Linked DNA regions of Homo sapiens: region 2 is linked to region 1. Evidence: read pairs that join two places in POLR2A ChIA-PET (ENCODE). Cell type or tissue: HepG2. All regions are shown on one strand. Links, peaks and the distances in the headings refer to the core of each region. The heading gives the core; the rest is flanking DNA.

Evidence for each region. Peaks named below come from ENCODE experiments on the same cell type or tissue, not always from the same donor. Only the 100,000 strongest peaks of a DNase experiment are listed, where the experiment ranks them.
Region 2: POLR2A ChIA-PET joins it to region 1 with 5 read pairs; 3 of 35 experiments call an interaction of 5 or more read pairs at or near these places.

Annotation. Positions count from the first base shown.
Region 1 is chr6:128,298,426-128,309,622 of GRCh38, reverse strand. All of the region lies in intron 3 of PTPRK (protein tyrosine phosphatase receptor type K), which reads left to right. Among named protein-coding and RNA genes, the nearest start is that of PTPRK, 220 kb to the left of the region's middle. In HepG2, for the core only: no CTCF peak of the experiment used is centred there; no DNase peak of the experiment used is centred there.
Region 2 is chr6:128,237,160-128,248,356 of GRCh38, reverse strand. It overlaps PTPRK (protein tyrosine phosphatase receptor type K), which reads left to right. Exons shown (of 30, transcript NM_002844.4): 4 at 5,755-5,836; 5 at 8,207-8,322. Among named protein-coding and RNA genes, the nearest start is that of PTPRK-AS1, 210 kb to the right of the region's middle. RefSeq lists a silencer at 7,899-8,193. In HepG2, for the core only: no CTCF peak of the experiment used is centred there; a DNase peak (open chromatin) is centred at 5,186.

The DNA.
Region 1 (11,197 bases), core at 3,880-8,879:
GCTGATGAGAAGTTATTTCAGCTGCTGAGGTAACAGACTTTGACGGCAGTAACTCCAGTGTGGGGAGGTCAGCAAGCTGCTTTATGTAGCAGCTACCACACTTCAGCATAGCCATTGCCTTGTGTAGGGTCCGAACGTTGGTTGCAGACCAGGACTCCTGCATCTGGTCTGTAATGATTTCCTACTCTCTAGATGATCTGAATTGATTTCTGATTACTCCTGGACTCTAGGCTCCCCCACCCCTCTCTGCCATCAGCTTTGTTCCAGGAAGCCCCATTTATACCCTAACTTTCACTTCCCACTCCTCTTCCAAGAGGAACCATGTCCCTATTAGGAAAAGATTTTGTCCTTGCACCAGGGGTTAAGAGAATTGAGAGTAGGAGAGGTGATGTCTGTACCATGTCTTTTAGTTGGTCTCAGTTTTTAAAAAGGTCTAGTGAATGCTCAGTTGGATTAGACTGTGTGGTAAGTGAAAAAAGAATGAAAAATATTAAATCTTTGAATTAAGAAGTTGTTCTCTAGCAGGGTTGTAATTGATAACCTATTGACTTGACTGTTGAGTGGTGAGACATTTAATATAGAGAATGGCAACCCTATCATTTTTTAGTGCCCAAGATTATAATATTATTTATTTAAAAGTGACATGTAACCTTAACAATGATCTGCCTTCTCCTGAATCTTTGATTCTTTTCTCCAGGCCTACTCCGGTGTACACCACGTGTCCACTGATGCCTACCTGTCTCTTTGCAAATATGTAAAGGTTTCATTCAGCTGCAAAGCTTGGCGAAAGTTTATGAAACTTAAGAAGAATTGATGTACAGAAGGACAGTGAAAAACTTTGCCCTGTCTTTCTGGACATATGTTCTTCATAGCTGGACTTCGTAGGGTGGTTTTTACTTAATGCCTCTAGTTCCTTTCAAATTGTCTCATAACTTGTAACTTGGTTGCTATTCCTTTCATGCGTCGAAAATTGCTGTCTTCTGATGAGATATCTCTGACTTTTCCCAAGTCCTTATTCCCGTTGACTTCCATGTAATATTTGAGATTATTGGACTCTCCTTCCTTCCTTAGATATAAAAGCCTATACTATCCTTTATTTTTTGGTAAACTTTTTTGATCGTTTTTTCTTTTTTCACCTTTTTAAAAAAAATTCCTCTAAATGCAAGCAGTTCGTGTATTTAATTTTCTTTTATTAATATTTATTTTTGGTGAAATATTTTATACATGACTAATCAGGAAATATAAATAATAATAATATATGTATGTTTTATGGAAATCGACTTAATCTTACCAGTACTTCCTAAAAGTTTCTCTCTATTAATCACTTTCCTTCTATCCTAAGGAATGTAGTATTTTGAATTTTTTGTTCATCATTTTGTTTCTTTTTTCTTTAATTTACTTTAAACAAATATTTTGTTTTATACAGTTAACAAATGTTTTATAAATGGTATCATGATTTGTATATTTTTTGGCTACTCGATTTTTTTTTCCCAGTCAATATCCAGGTTTATGTAGTGGTAATCATTTTTTTCAGTGTTGTATAGCATTCTATTTTTGAATAAGCTGAAATTGATTATTCAGTCATTTGTCTATGGATAGTTGGGTTGTTTTCTGGTTTTCTAGTGGTAATATTTTTAAAAATGTTGTTATGAGCATTCATGTACATGTGTATGATATTGCTAAGTAGTGATATTGCTAAGTCATGTGGTTTATGTATTCAACTTGTTGACTCTAAGCTGTTCACCAAAATGACTGAACAATTGGCATTCCAGCTGGCAGTATGCATTTCTATTGATGCATATGCTGAGTAACCCTTGGTATTTATTTGCACATTTTCAGATTATTTTTCCTATTAGGTAAAGATAATATTGTGGTCCAAATTTGAATTTTTCTGACTACCATTGAGGTTGAGCATGTTTTCAAATATCTGATATTTGTGTTTCTTTCCCTTTCATGTTTTCATTTGTGTCTTTTGCTCAGTTATCTATTGGTTTATCTGTTTCTTATCAATTGGGAAGCCTTCTTTTCTGGTCTAGATAGTAATCATTTGACAATAATACATGCTTGTCTTGGCTTGGGTTTATTTTTTCAGTTTCTTATAGTTCTTTGGACAAAAAGCCTTAATTTTAATATTGATTTTTTTTTGATTTTTTTTTTTTTTACTTTACAAATAAAAAAGGAATGACTTTGTTAAGAAGCTCTTCCCAGCACTGAGGTTATTTAATTCTATATTTCTTCTAAAAATTTTATGATTTGCCTTTCCAATTTAAATATTTGATGACTTTGGGTTTGATTTTATATACAGCATAAAGTAGGATATTTATGATACTCTTCCTTAGTGCTGGATTCATGCATATACATTTTTTTCTGTGTTTTTTTCTTTGTTTCTCTGTGTTTGTCTTGTATGTGTGTGTCTATGTGTGTGTGTGTGTATGTATATATCCATATATATATATATATATTTTTTTTTCTTCTGAGCTCTGAGCCTTCTATCTGCCTGCTAGAAATTTCCATGTTGATGTACATCACCTTAAACTAATTATATCTAAAATGGAACCAGTTTCTCACACTTTCTTACTCCCCCTACATCTAACTGGCATCTAGATCCTTTAAACATGTCCTTTGAAATGAGTTTTTATCTGATAGTTTTTATTCCTACTACCACCCTATTTCATGCCATGTGACCTGAACCTCAGACCTCCGAAATGTTTCAAGTATACCTCTTGAATTTCTGTTTTCCCCACACAGATCATGTGCAGCTGACACCATATTAGTATTAATTTTTCTAAAGTATAAATTTTGATTCTCTTAATTTTTTTTCTTTTGAGACAAAATATCACTCTGTTGCCCAGGCTGGAATGCAGTGCTGTGGTCATAGCTCACTGCAGTCTCTAACTCCTGAGCTCAAGTGATCCTCCCTGCCTCAGCCTCCCGAGTGGCTGGGACTACAGGCACATGCCACCACACCCGGCTAATTTTTAAATTTTTTTTTTCAGAGATGCTGTCTGCCTATGTTGACCAAGCTAGCCTTGAACTCCTGGCCTCAAGCTACTCTGGCTTCAACCTCCTGAAATGTTGGGGTTACATGCATGAGCCACCATACCTTGCCGATTCTCTCGAATGAAAGTAACATTATTAATTCCTCTTTGTCATAGTAAAGTGGCTGGTCCCTAAGGCTCTCTCTGTTTCTTGTCTAGCCCCAGTTCTGTTTTATAACATCTGTCTTCTAACTTAGTTTCTCTTTAAATTATCTTGCATTTTTGTTTTCACTTATTAGCTCATTCCATTGTATCCATTGCTCCACTAACTGGCAAATAGAAATCCAATCCATTCTATCATTCTTTTGGCATTCATGATTCACTGAGCTATAACCTTCTTGAATGTTTTTGTTGAAATAAAGGTACAGATTCTTATATTTTCCTTTATTCCCTGGTATGGTTAGGCTCTGTGTCACCACCCAATTCTCATCTTGAATCGTAATCCCCATAATCTCCATGTGCCAAGGGCAGAACAGGTGAAGATAACTGAATCATGGGGATGGTTTCCCCCACGCTGTTCTTGTGATAGTGAGTGAGTTCTCAGGAGATCTGATGGTTTTATAAGAGGCTTCCCCCTTCACTCTGTCCTGCCACCCTGTGAAGAAGATATCTGCTTCGCCTTTGCCTTCTGCCATGATTGTAAATTACCCAGTCTCACGTATTTCTTCATAGCTGTGTTAGAACAAACTAATGCATTCCCTATAGCATCCATCATAATAGCTAGCATATAACACATAATTAATAAATACTGAGGGATTGATTAGTAGAAGGATACTGGTCTTATTCTATGAAATTGTATTTGGGTTCTTCTGGGTGAAATTCTTTTAATAACAATTCATTTGTGTAGTTAAAGTTTAAAGGATGCTATTAATTTTATTATGGCAAAAATGAAACATTTGAGTTTTACTTAGAATAATTGACAGAATCTGTATTTTTCTGAAGATCCAATTTTCAACCTGCATGGATAGCCTTTCTTTCCTAAATTACTTGTTTTTTAAATGTTAACTATAAATGTTTCATTTCTATTTGTTTTCTTGATTTCTTTTCTTTTTGTGTGTTTCTTGACTTTCTCAGCCAGAGAAAAGTAATGCTACCATAGCAATAATACATTTAGATTCTAGTAGACTTGTTTTCTTACATTTCTGTTTTATATAAACAAGGCGAGTCATAGTGAAAGTACCTAGACTAACTATTCAAGCCTGATATGTTTATGGACTCTTTGTGGAAAAAAGGAAACTTTAAATCCTCTAAGCTACTAAAGATGTAGAAGGATAATCCAGTATTATTTGGTGATTCATGTAAAGAAGAAAAATAAAAGAAGGAGAAAAATCTGGTTGAAGCCACCTCTATTAGTCAACTTTATTTCAGATATTAATTAGTCTGCACTAAAATGACAGTGATAAGCCAATAAAATGATGACTTTGAAACGGGAATTCTTCAAAAATCTAGTAAAAAGAGTATCGACTCTTTCTTGTCTTCTTTTTCAAACTTACTGTTTAGCTCATCTTTATAGCATTCAAGAAAAGAATACTTGAGTAGAATAAAGAGCTATTTTTATCTTCAGAAAAAAAATTATTTAAGAAATATGGAAGTAACAAAATAGGCATGCCAGAGAACTGCCATTTGCCACTGCTTTTTGAGCAGCACGGTGGTATATGATCCATTTCTTAAACTGCCATGGTGAGTTAGAGTGCCTTGTTTCTCACAAGTTTTGTTTTATTAAAAAAATAGTTTCTTGTCTTCTTCTCTCTTCTAGGTTTTATCAGTTTGTTAACTGTCTTCCTAGCTGGACTAGGGAGCATGTGCTGATTGTATGTGAAAATGAACTCCTTGGGAATTTAGCGTTCTACTGAATTCTCTTGAACAAATAAATCTGGAGATGCTTTTCTTTGTGCAAAGTTGCATTTCTTTAAACAGGTAATCATCGTTATTAAACTTAGCAATTGGTAGAGTTATATATGTTTTAATTTCAAGGGCTTTAATGATTATTTTCTCTAACAACCAGATTTTAGAGACTCATAAGAAGCCACTTGATTTGCACATATCACACACAGAAAGGGTTCTTAGTGAGCCTTTCCATTCAACTACTTTCAAAAAAACTTAAATGTTTTATGCATTTTACAAATAACTTTTTCTCTTAAAGTCCAACCAAAGGGGTGTTTTGTGTATTTTTATCCTTTACATCCATTGAAATTACCTGTTCTGTATGATATAATGAAACATGGGTACTTATTTAAGCTAAAATATAGTTGCTAAAGTTGGGCCTCCCTGATGTTAAATGCTACCCCCTTCAGTAGTGACATTAATTAAAGAAAACTTGTTAATTTGTGAGTTATTCTAAAATACTTTCTCTCATAAAGAAGCTATGTTTCTCCTTCTAACTAGTATACTTAGGTTTTGCTTGGCAAGACTATGTGGAAAGAGGTCTTATGTCACCCCAGCTTAGCAGTGAAGAGCAGAAGGCACTACTGTGCCTCTCTTGGTCTTTTTAGGTAAACCACAGGCAAAATATGGAGCACATTTCAGAATAATGTTAATGCTCCAAAATTGCATAAGTCCTGGGCTCCAAAATTGCATAAGTCGTGGGGCTGTGACACAACCATCTTCCATGATTGTGTTTCAGTCTGACTGCAGTGTTGCTTTTGTCTTCGTAGGGTAAACTCTGTTGTTTCAACAGGTATCTAGACTTCAAATAATTGTTAAATGAGTGTTGTAATTGAAATAATCAGCCCTTGGAACTGCAATCATTATGAAAATTGTATGCTCTTTAAATTCTATGTAAAAATAGATTGTTTTAAAGAAAAAAAATTCATTTTAAAAACAGAAATGTGCTTGAACAACTTATTTTAATGGAATAAAGTTAAGCAACGAATCTTCATTCCACAGCTTTAACAAGTCTTCCAGCTTAAGGTAATCAACTACAGCAGATATTATTTTAAGATATTGAGGTAGCAAAGAGTCCTATCTACTTAGAGAATGTATGATTTATAATAGAATACCATGCACTAATATTGAACAGCATCAACCCATATGAAATCATTTTATTACAAATATAACCTAGGCAGTAGCATGGAAGAGAACTGATGAGAAATATAGTAGGAGTAATACACTAACGGATATGATCTCCAAATGTTTATTCTCTGTCTTACTTCTCACCTATGGGGCCGCTTTCACTCCCTAAGGGCTTCTCATAGACTGACAAAGACCTCAGCTCCTTAATGCAATGCCAGTAATACGGATTCATAGGAAAACTTCCCAGTGAATCTAGGGGGTAGAGTTTAGTGGAACAAAAAAGGGCGACCAGCTTTGGAAGCTGTAGTTAGGAATGGGGAGACAATAGGCAGAACTGGAGTTAGCCTGCAGATTTAGCGACTGTAGGTCAGAGATGGGGATGCAAAACCTGAAATACTGGTGATGCAGATTGAGTGAAGTCAGTTGATTTCAGAAATGCCTTGGAGATGTAACTGATAGGAGTAGAAGGTTATTGGCATGTGAGTTTAGGGAAGGAAGGCGGACATGTTGCCTGGTTTTCTAATTGTACAAGCGTAGTGAATCGTGATGCCATTTTTTGATACATAAGTTATTTGAGAGGAGGCAGATTATGAGTGTGTATGTTTTGTGTTTGTGTGTGTGTGTATGTGTACACTGTGAGTTGTGGGGTTGAAGATGCTGGTTTAGGTGACTGTGGGCCAGCCATGTGCCATTGGCTCAAAGTTTGAATATTTAAGGGTTAGGAGAAAGATCCTAACTAAGGAGCCGTTAGCATAAAGATACTGACAGAAGTGAGAAGGAGCTAAGCTAGTATTGCCCTGGAAGAATAAACAGAGTATGAAAAGGGTTCATGAATACCAACATTTATGATAGTCTATAGAAGAGCCAGAAAATTGAGCCTGCAAAAGGGGCCAGAGAAGCAACATATAACGAGTTAAGTACAAACCACAATATTGAGTAACAGGAAATTTAAAGGAAGAGAATGTTTCAAGAAAGGAACAGGTAAGACTGACAAATCTTACAGAAATCTCAAAGAAGTTAAAATTTAAAAGATTTATTGACTTTAGCCTAGAAGACTGGTTTTAACTTCTTCCAAATGCATGTTTTGAGTAAATAAACAGAGCAATGGAAGTATGGATAGTTCTGACGCACATGATATTCTGTTTCTTTCCTGGCTTTTTTTTTTTTTTTTTTTTTTTTTTGGAATTGAGTCTTCCTCTGTCGCCCAGGCTGGAGTGCAGTGGTGCGATCTTGGCTCACTGCAAGCTCCGCCTCCTGGGTTCACACCATTCTTATGCCGCAGCCTCCCTAGTAGCTGGGACTACAGGCGCCCGCCACCACACCCAGCTAATTTTGTTTTTGTATTTTTAGTAGAGACGGGGTTTCACCATGTTAGGCAGGATGGTCTCCATCTCCTGACCTCGTGATCCGCCCACCCCGGCCTCCCAAAGTGTTGAGATTACAGGCGTGAGCCACCTCACCCGGCCCGTTTCCTGGCTTTTTATGAAAATGATGTGTTCTTCTGGTTTGTCTTTGGTTAGCTTTTTTGTTTCTTTATTTGTAATTTAGTCTCGGGAACTTAAGATAAAGTTATCTGTATTATCTGCTATTCTTAACAGAAGGCCAATTTTTGAATGTGCTACAAAATAATCTACCTAAAGCAGGCAAGACAATATAAATCATTTTATTTTTGCTTATATAGATCCAGAACATAAATCCCTGAGATAATATCCTCATCCTAAAAGGAAGAGTAAAGTAATATAGCCTTCCAGCTTGGAAGAAAGGCAGTCTAGTTATCAAATAATATATGATCAATGATGATCTCCAACTCTAAAGTAAACTCAAACAGTGTGTATATTCAGATGAATTAAAACCATATATTCATTTAGTATATGTGATAAGTAGATGTGCATTTATAGAATTACTTTCTTCTGAAAAGGCAAAAAGACTCTTTTTATAATGTAAATAAATTAATGTTATTTTAAAAATGAAGATACTATATGCCTGAAGTTTTAATGTACTTTTAAAAATTGGATCAGAGTGTGAAATCAAATGTTAGTGATTAATATTATTATTATTATCGTAACTAATAATATTAATGCATGTGCTTAACAGTTCTCTCAGCTTCTTAAATGTTAAATTTTAAAGCAAATAACAAGTACAATGCAAAATTTACCAACACACCAATGTGATACATACTTTTACCTATTATTTTTTTTTAAAAGAGAGTATTGAAAAATTATCATTTTGGTTTAAGCATTTGAGCAAACAAAATAAAATTTCTGATTTTAAGATTTAAAATAATGTATGAGTAAAAACATTATTTTGGGAAAAATGAATTGTATTAAAAGAAATGCTGAAATTTTTTACAGTTGGACAAATTGCTATATTTTTGTGGCTTTATTAAAAATAGAAATAGTGATATCCACCCTCCATTAGGGGAAACATTCACTTGTTTATTCAAGAAATATTTTTCAAGTGTCTTCTTCATGCCAGGCACTATTTTCAGTACTTAAAATGTAACAATGGGTCAAAGAAACAAGTCTTGACTCTGAAAAAGCTCTCCTGTTGGGGAAGGTGGTTACAAACAATGAACAGCTAACATTATAAGTAAGACTAGATGGTAGTACAGTTATGGGAAAGAAGATAGAGCAGTGTGGTGGGGGTGGGGTGTGTATGTTGAAATCTGGGAGGTAAGGACATATTGTAATTTTTTTTAAATTTTATTTTATTATTATACTTTAAGTTTTAGGGTACATGTGCACAATGTGCAGGTTAGTTACATATGTATACATGTGCCATGCTGGTGTGCTGCACCCATTAACTTGTCATTTAGCATTAGTTATATCTCCTAAAGCTATCCGTCCCCCCTCCCCCCACCCCACAACAGTCCCCATACTGTGATGTTCCCCTTCCTGTGTCCGTGTGTTCTCATTGTTCAGTTCCCACCTATGAGTGAGAATATGCAGTGTTTGGTTTTTTGTTCTTGCGATAGTTTACTGAGAATGATGATTTCCAATTTCATCCATGTCCCTACAAAGGACATGAACTCATCATTTTTTATGGCTGCATAGTATATGTGCCACATTTTCTTAATCCAGTCTATCATTGTTGGACATTTGGGTTGGATCCAAGTCTTTGCTATTGTGAATAATGCCGCAATAAACATACGTGTGTATGTGTCTTTATAGCAGCATGATTTATAGTCCTTTGGGTATATACCCAGTAATGGGATGGCTGGGTCAAATGGTATTTCTAGTTCTAGATCCCTGAGGAATCCCCCCACTGACTTCCACAGGGGTTGAACTAGTTTACAGTCCCACCAAGAGTGTAAAAGTGTTCGTACTTCTCCATATCCTCTCCAGCACCTGTTGTTTCCTGATTTTTTAATGATTGCCATTCTAACTGGTGTGAGATGGTATCTCATTGTGGTTTTGATTTGCATTCCTCTGTTGGCCCGTGATGGTGAGCATTTTTTCACGTGTTTTTGGCTGCATAAATGTCTTCTTTTGAGAAGTGTCTGTTCATGTCCTTTGCCCACTTTTTGTTGGGGTTGTTTGTTTTTTTCTTGTAAATTTGTTTGAGTTCATTGTAGATTCTGGATATTAGCCCTTTGTCAGATGAGTAGGTTGCGAAAATTTTCTCCCATTTTGTAGGTTGCCTGTTCACTCTGATGGTAGTTTCTTTTGCTGTGCAGAGGCTCTTTAGTTTAATTAGATCCCATTTGTCAATTTTGGGTTTTGTTGCCATTGCTTTTGGTGTTTTAGACATGAAGTCCTTTCCCATGCCTATGTCCTGAATGGTAATGCCTAGGTTTTCTTCTGGGGTTTTTATGGTTTTAGGTCTAACGTTTAAGTCTTTAATCCATCTTGAATTAATGTTTGTATAAGGTGTAAGGAAGGGATCCAGTTTCAGCTTTCTACATAAGGCTAGCCAGTTTTCCCAGCACCATTTATTAAATAGGGAATCCTTTCCGCATTGCTTGTTTTTCTCAGGTTTGTCAAAGATCAGATAGTTGTAGATATGCGGCATTATTTCTGAGGGCTCTGTTCTGTTCCATTGATCTATATCTCTGTTTTGGTACCAGTACCATGCTGTTTTGGTTACTGTAGCCTTGTAGTATAGTTTGAAGTCAGGTAGCATGATGCCTCCAGCTTTGTTCTTTTGGCTTAGGATTGACTTGGCAGTGCGGGCTCTTTTTTGATTCCATATGAACTTTAAAGTAGTTTTTTCCAATTCTGTGAAGAAAGTCATTGGTAGCTTGATGGGGGATGGCATTGAATCTATAAATTACCTTGGGCAGTATGGCCATTTTCATGATATTGATTCTTCCTACCCATGAGCATGGAATGTTCTTCCATTTGTTTGTATCCTCTTTTATTTCCTTGAGCAGTGGTTTGTAGTTCTCCTTGAAGATATCCTTCACGTCCCTTGTAAGTTGGATTCCTAGGTATTTTATTCTCTTTGAAGCAATTGTGATTGGGAGTTCACTCATGATTTGGCTCTCTGTTTGTCTGTTATTGGTGTATAAGAATGCTTGTGATTTTTGCACATTGATTTTGTATCCTGAGACTTCGCTGAAGTTGCTTATCAGCTTGAGGAGATTTTGGGCTGAGACAGTGGGGTTTTCTAGGTATACAATCATGTCGTCTGCAAACAGGGACAATTTGACTTCCTCTTTTCCTAATTGAATACCCTTTATTTCCTTCTCCTGCCTAATTGCCCTGACCAGAACTTCCAACACTATGTTGAATAGGAGTGGTGAGAGAGGGCATCCCTGTCTTGTGCCAGTTTTCAAAGGAAATGCTTCCAGTTTTTGCCCATTCAGTATGATATTGGCTGTGGGTTTGTCATAGATAGCTCTTATTATTTTGAGATACGTCCCATCAATACCTAATTTATTGAGAGTTTTTAGCATGAAGGGTTATTGAATTTTGTCAACGGCCTTTTCTGCATCTATTGAGATAATCATGTGGTTTTTGTCTTTTGTTCTGTTTATATGCTGGATTACATTTATTGATTTGTGTATATTGAACCAGCCTTGCATCCCAGGGATGAAGCCCACTTGATCATAGTGGATAAGCTTTTTGATGTGCTGCTGGATTCGGTTTGCCAGTATTTTATTGAGGATTTTTGCATCAATGTTCATCAAGGATATTGGTCTTTTT
Region 2 (11,197 bases), core at 2,707-7,706, 60 kb after region 1:
AAGGTTCACATGGTAGAATTCAATTTTATGTGATGATGTTTTATATATATGCACATATATGTAATGTGTATATACACACAGATGTATATAGTCTTGTTATCATTTGTTGAATGTCTACTTTGTGATAGACAGTATTTGAGCTTTAAGGACACAAAGTTAACTACAGTTCCTAAATTGGAGGTCACACCTTGTCATAACAGATAAAGATACATGTGCTTTACTGGTACTCATAGGGTTGGATCTGCAGTGTCATTCTATCTTTGTGTGTGTTACAGATGCCTATTTTATTCGTTACTGAAATTTGGGCATAAATATTTAGAAATAGGTTTTGATTTGGGCACATTTGTTCTTTGAAGGCAGATGTGTGATTTATTCTGAACGTTAGCAAAATTTAATGTTTAAATATTAAAATAAAAAACATGAATTTAAGGAGGTTTATAGGAATAAAATACTAGTTTATTCATGTTTTTCCAAACTGGGATTGGGGGGTTAGGTTTTTAGTGGAGGGAGAAGGGAATGGAAGAAATATAATTTTAGTACATGTGTCTTTTATGGCTATTTTCTGCTCATAAAAGTGGTGCCACTTAACATAGCATGCTTACTGTGTGGCAGGAGATGTGCTAAATGTTTTATGTGCATTATCTCATTTAATCTTCCCTATAAACTTTCCTTTATAGAAGAAGAAATTGAAGTTTTCATTTTACATAAGTTAAAGTTACAGTTAAAGGGTACGAACTAGGCCAGGTGTGGTGGCTCATGCCTGTAATCCCAGCAGTTTGGGAGGCTGAGGCAGGCAGATCACTTGAGGCTAGGAGTTCGAGACCAGCCTAGCCAACATGTTAAAACCCCGTCTCTACAAAAATACAAAAATTAGCCAGGCGTGGTGGCATGTGCCTATAATTCCAACTACTGGGGAGGCTGAAGCACGAGAATTGTTTGAACCTGGGAGGCAGAGGTTAGGGTGAGCCCAGATCATGCCACTGCACTCCAGCCTGTGTGACAGACCAAGAATCTGTCTCATTAAAAAAAAGAAAAAGAATATGAGTTAAATATATATCTGACTTTGGAGCCTGGGCTCTTAACACTATGATATATTGAAAGAATATTAAGGGGAAATTTTTTTCAGATTTTTCTAGTATCTGTAATATCTTGTATTACATATTGCATATATTAATTAATCATTTCACATATACCATTCAGTCTTCACAAGAAACCCGTGATGTACGGAAAGGCAGTATTGTCAAGATGAGACTACAGAGACCCGAGTTAAATATTAATAACTTGCTTGGGTTACACGTGATAGTAGATCCCAGGCTTCCAAACACCCAGTTCAGCTTTCCATTATAGGAGACACTTCCTGTGGATTCATTCAGTTTGCTAGAGGAAAAAGTTGTCCTTGTTCTCTAGGGTTTCCCATCTCCCCCAAGTTTAATTCAACTTTATTTCACTTATTTAGTTAATAATCCAGGACTGTTGCTGGAGTAGCAAAAATTTGATTAGAATCATCACCTTCAGTGTTTCAGGTAATGGAGTGGAGTAAAAATGGCTTAGAAAGCAGAGCCTGTTCATTCTGCTCCCAGGCTGGCCTCCTGGAAGGTTTAAAGTTGACATCTGGTATGGCTTTCATTGCTCTCTTCTTCTGGGAAGCCTGGTTGACTGCTTGACATCAAGCATTAGATCTGACCTGAGCATTAGCCCAAGCACGCTTTGCGTAATTAAGCTATTGAGATTTGTTTTCCCTGACAGGACAGAAGAGCCCTACAAGGTGAGGGCTCTGTTGAAGTGATAAAGCTGATTAGATCTTTAGCAGTAAAGGAATCTGATCTTAGAAATTTCTTCTAGCTCTCGTTAATGAGGCAAAGACAACATTTAGCAGGGAAAATGAGGTCACTAAAAAGAGGAACTTTTTTTTTTTTTAAATAAAGAACCAATTATTTTGCCTCCTTTTAAATCAAGGCCTCAATTTATTGTCCTGAGTAAAGCTCAATTTAAATGAACACATATGAAACTTTTTCTCAGGGGTGTAGTAATCTTGTTTAAAGTACAAGAAGTTAAACAACTCAAGAAAGTGAAGCTAAGATAGACCTAGAAATTAAAATAATTTAATGAATACTGACAACAAAACTGAAATAACCAACAATGATGTGTATTTATTCATTAGAATGTCATTGTTTTCAAAAAAATGATTTTTAAAAACTTTTTTTCTGTAACTTCTCTTTCCTTAAACCACAAACAAGCAAATAAAACTTATTTTCCTAGGATACATTTATACAGACTTCAGGTATTACACTGTTGACAATCACACCTTTTAGTTTAGATAGCACCTTTCTATATGCTGCTATTTAATCCTTAGAAAACTTTTTTTGAAAGCTGTATTATATTCATATTATGGGGTTAAGACTTAGCTCTAAAAGTTTCAAATCTCAAATTTATGTGAATCCTCAAGAATTTGTAAACAAGAGGGCTTGGAGTATAATACAGGGTTTTTTTCACCCCTGAGAAAGTGGTCTGTACCAGAGTTGTCTCAAGTTATACATTATTTAAAGTTTTTAATACTATTTTCTATTTCTTGCTAAGCCCTTGTTCCAGTATTTACAAAATGACATGGGAATTATGTTCCCACCAAATACATTTATGTGAAATGTAAATCATATGCACACACATATTGCACACCCTCCTGTGTTCATAGATGGCCACCCTTCCATCATGAAGCATTCTGCTTACCACAAAGACCCCATCCTCCATCTCACTTTCAGCTTATTCCAGTAAAATCAATTGTCACAAAGGGTAAACTTGGAGTAGAAAAGAAGTAATGCAGGTAGTTTATGATTGGGACAGATGGAAGGGAGATGAGCCATCCATTCCAGCGGCTTACCTTATCTCATTGTTATTGACTTTGAGGTGGTTGTAGTGTGAGAATGGAAAGGGTTTAATGGAACCATGCTGCCATCTTGTCAATATAATGTCTAGTCAGTGTGCTAGTTAAAATGAAATTCATTTTTTAAATTTAAAATTTACTTAACATTTTAGACTTTTAAAGGAAATTTAAACTCTAAAGTCTACTTAAATGAAATACTCTGTGTCTTCTTTTTCTTGAGAAGCAATGTAGTAAAGTTTTCAAAAGCAACCTAGAGGCAGGATGACTCAGGCCATTCCCGGCTTCACCACTTGTTAGCTTTTGTGCCTTGGTTCAATTACTTTTCTTTAAAATGAACATGAAAATAATACCTACCTCGTGTGATTGTAATGAGGATTAAATCAATTTATGTGTGTGTATGTGTGTGACTGTAGCTTGGGACAGTCTACTTTATATAGTAAGTGCTTGACAAATGTAACTTATTATCAGCCCAGTCAATCAAACTTCTCCTCCTCCACCAGAGTAAAAATGTCCTGGCAGAGTTTACCAAATACCTAAGAGCTAACCCCAAGTGATGCTTATTAGTTTCAGTTTCTCTTGACCTCTTTCTTATGTTAGATATTATTTGCCTTTACCTAGGTCTTTTTGGAAAACTCAGCCTCCCAAATTTTCAAGTTGTTGTTCTATTTCTGCAGAACTGCACCAAGCTTTCACAGTTTTCACCTCCTCCTGCTAGAGGTTTTCACCTCCTCCTACTAGAGGTTTTCAGTCTGTACTAAGCTAGAACCATAGCCTGATCTCAGAATTGGCAGATACTCCCATGGGAAAGAATAAAATGGCTGGAGATTATTAGATAACATCAGAGACGCTCTCACCTTCTAAAATGTGTGTGCATCTAGATGCCACTGTTTACACACGTATCTGAAATCTTTAAATTATTGTTATTGTAATATGCCTGGCCTTTCCTAATCCTTTTATTAGGAGTGTTGACCTGCTTGAAACCTCCTGGTACCACCACCCTTTCTTTCTTAACCATTCGATGTTGGCTTTATATCCGCTGGTGGCCTTTTCAGTCTTGACTTTCATTTCCAGTAGTTTTCTTCTCTTATTTATCTTCTTATGCCATCTTACTCACCAATCACTTTAACTTTCAAATTAGTCGCTTATTCCCTTCCATGGAGTTATCTGATATCCTTCGTCAGATAACTTCGAAATTTATACCTTTATTTTACCCTGATAATCTTCTCTTCCAAATCTATCTATCTAGTTATTACTTAAGCATTTTCCACTGTGTGTTATCATAGGCAAATCAAATTTGAAATGTTCAAAACATACTTCATTATTTTCTCCCTCAATTTGTTTCCTTTTCTGTATCACTAGTCCTGAGAAGGAATCCTGACAGCATCATTCACCTAGTAGTCTAAGCCAGAAATCATTGAGTTGTCCTATATTTCACAACTGAGTCAGTAAGTTCTACCTTCTCTGCTTCCTTAGTATTATTTTTATCTTTCCTTTTTCTTCTCATCTCACCATTCCCACTACTTCTAGCATATTGACTTATTTTTTCTCTCCATATCATCTTTCACTTTATAGCCAAATATGTTTCTATTAGACCAATTTGATTATATTCTATTCTTACTTTAAACATCAACTTTCATTACATTTTAAAAAATGCTTTGCAAATACTCCAAAATAATGTATGTATCCCCATGAATAAAGGAATCAAATACAACATTGAAGAGCTGAATGCTAAATCTGTTTTCTCTTGAAAGTCACAGCACACATTATTATTGTTATTTTTTTTTAGAGTCAGGGTCTTGCTCTGTCGCTCAGGCTGGAGTGCGGTGGTGTCATCCTACCTCACTGCAGCCTTGAACTCCTGGGTTCAAGCAATTCTCCCACCTTAGTCTCTTAGTCTGTGAAGTAGCTGATACTATAGGCATGTGTCACCACACCCAGCTAATCTTTTTCTTTTCTTTTCTTTTCTTTTTTTTTTTTTTTTTTTTTTTTTAGCGACAGGCTCTCACTGTGTTCCCTAGGCTGGTCTTGAACTTCTGGGCTCAAGTACTCCTCCTGCCTCAGCCTCCCAAAGTGTTAGGATTATAGGTGTGAGTTACCGCACCCAGCCACAGCACACATTAAAAGAAAGGCCATATCAAGCTTTGCTATTGACTATAACTACAAAACTGTAAAATGAGCTTATATTTAAATCTAGAAACTTTTTTTTTCTTAACATTCTTGGATATAAAACTATTGAGTGCTGTACTCCTGACCTCACCCTCATGGTATTTAAGGCCTTCCATGCCTATGTCTCTAATCTCATCTCTTCCCTTTTGAGCCTTTGTAGCCATAGAGATTATATTTATTTAGTTTTCCAAACATGCCATCCCAATCTTTTTCATTGTATTTGTTCCTTTGGCCTGGAACATCAATAATCTGTTGGTTGACACTCATCCTTGAAAATTCAGCTGTTTAAAACTCAGATTATCTTACTAATGTGTTCAGTGGTTCACATACTGCTTGGCACATAGTAGGTGCTCCATGTATGTTAAGTAAACAACAAAAATGGAAAAAATCAATATGCGAAAGTTTACCTTTAAAGAGATTTTCTATGTCTGCCTATATATTGCCTATTCAGGATATATAACAATACTTGGTAATAACTGCTTAAAAAATTTAAGCTGCTTAACCTCTGTAACGTAATTTTTCTTCAAATTTTATATTTTGATTTGTTTACCTGTACAAGAGTTAGGAAATTACTTACATTATAAGGTTAAATTTTTAATTCTTACTGAACAAAAATTAGATTTACTTTTGCATATATTTAGCTATTCCCCTCCACTGTAGAAATTCCTTGAAAACTATTGTTGTAAATATTTTCTGTTTCTTTTTGACAGGTAATATTTGAAGCTGAAGTCTCAGGAGGGAGAAGTGGTTATATTGCCATTGATGACATCCAAGTACTGAGTTATCCTTGTGGTAGGTTGTGATTAAGAATTGTATTTTTCTATGTCCTTTCCACACTTGCCTTATATTGGCAGTGACTATTGATTGTTTATCACTTGGTTTTTGCTGTCTCTCTTGTTATTGTTAGTCCTAGCCTTCTATTGAGTTTTAAAAGGAAACTGATATCTTTCTAGAGTTTTTGAATCAAATATTTTTCAAACTTGTAACTAATTGTATACCTATTAGGAGATTCTTTTAAATTATTTCATTACTGAGAACAAAATATACATGCAAAGGCAGCTGTTAGTAGGACTTGTTCATTTTTTTGGCATCATTAAATTGTCTAGAAAAACAGAGAAGAATAGCAAATCAGAGTTCAACAGAAAGGAAAATATAAAGAAGCCTCATGAAGTTATTTGATCTGAGTTGAGGGCTGGGGTGAAATGAAGAGAAATAATTAGTTCACCTTATTCCAAATTTAGGACTACTTTTTTTCTCCTCTGTCATAATAAATGTCTGGCTAACTCATGAGGTCAGGAGTTTGAGACCAGTCTGGCCAAAATGGTGAAACCCTATCTCTACTTACAAAAAAAAAAAAAAAAAAATTAGCCAGGCGTGGTGGTGCACACCTGTAATCCCAGCTACTCAGGAGGCTGAGGCAGGACAATCACTTGAACCTGGGAGGTGGAGGTTGCACTGAGCTGAGATTGCACCACTGCACTCCAGCCTGGGCAACCACAGCAAGACTCCGTCTCAAAAAAAAAAAAAAAAAGAAAGCAAACAAAACAAGAAACTCGGTTTATTAATACACAGTTTTGTTATGCCCTTAGAGGCACATTGATTGGTTTTCAGATGGTGTACCTAAATTTGTGTTTACATCACAGTCCATGAAAAACAATTACTGCATGCATTCAGTAGAGCCAGGCAAAAAACAGCTGGCATAAATTCAGACTTTGCCTATATTTCCCAAAAGCAGCATTTTATAGGGCCCGTGAATTCTGGGTTATCTGTTCAGCAATCCTCCCTGAGAAGCATCTATAACACATTGTAAGCAGCAGGCTGGGGCCTCTTGTGAGGGCCAAGACCTGTGCTCCTGCTGAGTGGTTGTCAAACTCTAGTGTGCTTCGGAATCACCTACAGCTGTGGTAAATCACAGATTGCTTGGCTCTTCCCCTGGTTCTGATTGAATAGGTCTGGGGTGGGGCCTGACAATTTGCATTTCTGATTCCAGTGCAGCTGATGTTGCTGGTCTAGAGTTCGTAAATTGAGAACTGCTGCTTTAGTTCATGTTCTAACTCAAGAATTCCTTATTTTAAATCTCTTCCTGAGAGGTAAGTCACTAGAGAAAGATGTAGCCAGTAAGGGTCAGATTATATATACCACGTGGTGGTTGGTAAATTCTAAGAAAAGAGAGAACAAAATCATCTCATTTAAAGTTCAAGCTGCCTTACTAAGTTCTTTCAATCTGTAGTTTAAGAGAGCTGTGTTTTTATCTACTGTTTATTTTTCACTTCTTGAATGATAGGTGTTAAGGAAAGGCTTTCATAAGTGCACAGAAAATGGTGGATTGAGCACAACAGCAGTTTTAGGGTGATACGGCCCTCCATGAACTTTTCTTTTTACTCATGAGCCTTAGCTTTTGCTGTTTATATAAATTTCCTTTCAATGGGAAACATGGATGAGGCTTCAGTTTTAAAAGGTAGTTTCAGAGGATACTTGTCAGTCATAAATCTTACTTATATTTTGACTGCAGTCATTATTTTTGTTAGTCTAATATGGGTATTTATTTTGGATTACTATACTATGGTTATAATGGAATAGAAAAAAAGTTTACCAGTTTAGCTGGTGTTCTTTTTCTGAGAAGCAAAAATATTCCCTTGTTCTTTGAAGTGCTGTAGAGGGTTATAACTATTGATGTTTTTTTTAAAAAAAGATCTAACTGCTTAAAATGTAGCCTAATAAGTTCAATGGCCGTGTCACTGCCAGTAGTTTAGAAATCATTATATGTTTTCATTATATCTTTATATTAGGTTCTGATTTCATGTCAATTTAATCTCTTTTGGTTGCTTTGACTTGTAAGTTTGTAACTGTTTTATTATCATCCATATACAACATGCTATGGCAGCAGTTCAGCAGCAATTGTTGAGTGCTCACTCTGTAGAGAACAATACTCCAGCAATTATGGAACAGTAAGTAATAGAGCTATTGAGAAAAAGAGAACTATGAGAGTCACAGAGGAAATGGTGTCTTCCGGCACAAAAAAAGCCCCTCAGTTTTCTTCTTTCTGATGTTAGTCTTGGCCAAAGGTAAAAACACTAATGATAATATTCAGCTGGAGAAAAGTAACATGGCATATTTTCTTCATGTGAAAACAAATACATTTTTTTTTCCCTTCCTTCACAGATAAATCTCCTCATTTCCTCCGTCTAGGGGATGTAGAGGTGAATGCAGGGCAAAACGCTACATTTCAGTGCATTGCCACAGGGAGAGATGCTGTGCATAACAAGTTATGGCTCCAGGTAAGGCCAAGTTGGCAGCTGAGCTAAAGAGTATACTTTATGTTTTAAAAACATTGCAACAGGACTGTTTGTTGTCTCATCCTTTTGAGTGTGTGTGTGTGTGCGTGTGCACACGCATGTAGTGGGACAGGCTGTCTGCGTGAGTTTAATTACAGATTCATGTTAGAGATTTCCTTTTCTGAAATAAAACACATGAGCAAATAATTAATAAGTATTTTTGTTAGGATCTGGTGAAACACAATTCTCTCTGTTATATTCAAACTGCAAAAAATTCTGTAGATCCATTTGAAATATGAATAAGAATGATATTTTTTCTTATTTAATAATATTTTTAAAACTGAATTTACAAGAGTTAAGTAGGAGCTGTCATACTCTGATAAATTCTTTAAAGTATTTTAAGAAACCCTTGGGAATATTTCAGGAAGTATGAATTGGAAGAGAGCCAATTAAATTTTTGAGTTTGAGGGTTAATCACAGATCTGAGGTGAAGACATTTGCCTTTCACATATTACTTCCTTAATACATTTGTATTTAATTATGATTTAACATACATGTTGGGGAACTGTAAATGGTGCATATAAACAGATTTAAAAGAATCTGAGATAAAACTATAGACTAAGAAATATGCCTTGCCTTCAGAGAATTTATAGAAAGTCTATCTGTCAGTGCTAGGGTGCTAGGGGCTGGGAGGAGCTGAGAGCAGCTCTAAAGCCAGGAAGCTGGACCTAAAACAGATGGCTATTGAGCGAAGTATTTGAAGCTAGATGATGTGTAAGTAATAATATTCTCTGAGCACCTCTATTATTATTTTTTAGGTTCTCTGCATCAGAATGAGGAAAGAGATTTAATAAGTTGTGAATTTTAAATTCATGAGAATGCCAATAGAGACCAAAAAAAAAAAAAAAAAAACAAGATGAGTTTAATTTCTTCAACATAGGCATCATGATTTTTTTTTTACTACATCCTTTAGATAGGTGAAAGTAGTGTTGGGGATAACTATTAGTTTGCAGGTGGTTGTAATAAAGGTTATAATAAATGAATATTGAAATAATACCTTGTATAATGACTGATATGCTGGGTGTTATATTTGTGTTATTTCATCAAGTTCTTCCAGCATTCCAATTGGAGGTTACAACAGGTGTACTTCATATTAATCTAATTATTACTACTTTTATAGCTTATTTGATTTTCAAGTGTCAGGATACCATATTTTGTGTCCAAATATGAAAAGGAGATGAGGGTCCCTTTTTTCTGTGATTATGGTAATTTCTCCTACAGAGATTGAAAAATAGGATAATTTTTCCTGGAAAGCATGTTGTATAATGTGCAACCTGTTTTATCAAATAAATGTCAAGTCAGTTTTCTTATTTCTCTTCCTATGCCTAAATAATAGTTTAAAAATGATTTTAGATATATGTTCTAATCGTTTTGCTAGTGATTTTTTCATTTAGATGGGAACATTAGCTGGCATTTGGCTTTAGTTGTGAGCTATATAGTCTTTTCTTGGAGATCTAGAGGCTCTGTAGGTCTGCCCTTGGTTTTATGCCTCAGGATTTAATGTGACATTGAAATAAAAAGGGTTTTGTATCCTCAGTCACCAGCTGCCTTGTGGCAACAAAGACTTTCTGGACCCTGCTGGTCTGAGTGGGTGGTAGTCCCAATACTGCTCATTTTTTTTTTTTGTTTGCTTTCTATTTTGTAGATAGTCCATTTCATGATGGTTTTAAAAAATGTTCCTCCTGCCATTTTTGTAGCAAAGATGAGAGGTAAAATATTCTATGAAACTTCTATGTTGCTTTCTCCCCTACCTCACCTCTTTTTTTTTTCTTTTCTTTTTTTTTTTTTTTTTGGCGTTTGCTACAGAATGGTGAATTTATGTATTTCTCTTCCACTTTGACATGGACATTGCCTCATTCTTCAGTAGTGTGCATATTCACCTTAATTTATTCAAAAGCTATTTTACCTTTTTCAATAACACCACATCAATTACCTTAACTTATTCACTTACATCAGTCTTCCCCATCTACAAGAAATATTGAAATCTATTAATTACTAAGGGTGTTTTCAAATTAAAATAAAAACTTTTATTATGAAATTATTTAAAAATGAACCAGATAAGATTGATCATTATCTATATATCAATCAATTAGAAGGTGGCAGTGACTTAAAAAACTTGCTCAACTTTTGCCAAAAGTAAAAAAAAACATAATAAAGCAGGAAGAATTCTGGTTCCAAAGTGAATCTACCAGCTAACTCATGCAAACAGATGTCAGATTATTTTCATTTCACGTAGAATAACAGCCTAGAGTTCAAGAAGCTCAGTTCTGAATTCTAACTTTTACTCTAACCCTCCTAAACCTTTTAACCCAGTTAATTGCAGTGGCCTTAGAGATTTCATTTATGTGTTCTGGGCCTCAATTTGCTTATTTATAAAAGGAGATTCTGAATAGACACTAAAATCCCTTCCAGCTGTAAGATGCTAAACTAGGTCTTTACGTTATTTTTGGTGGCTTGAAACATGGCCTTGATAACCTTTTTGTGTGGAAGATGAAAAAGTCTTGTAATTCGTTTTGCATGGGGAAAAATGGTACCTTTAAGTATCATTGTGAGAACAAATGCTCAAAATATCTGCTGCTAGTACTGAGAATGAATGTACTTGAAGCACTCAATGAAAGGTCACTGCAGTCTATCCACAGAGGTAATGGAATAATACAACAGTTGTTATACCTGCCATGGTCAGGTAAAATACCAAATGGCAATCAACTTTATATGTCCTCCAAATAACTTACATTATGTAGTATTGAGCTTCAATTGGCAAAATGTTGTCTAAATATGGGCTAAAGTAACAAAGACTAGAAAAACAGCCAATTTTCTA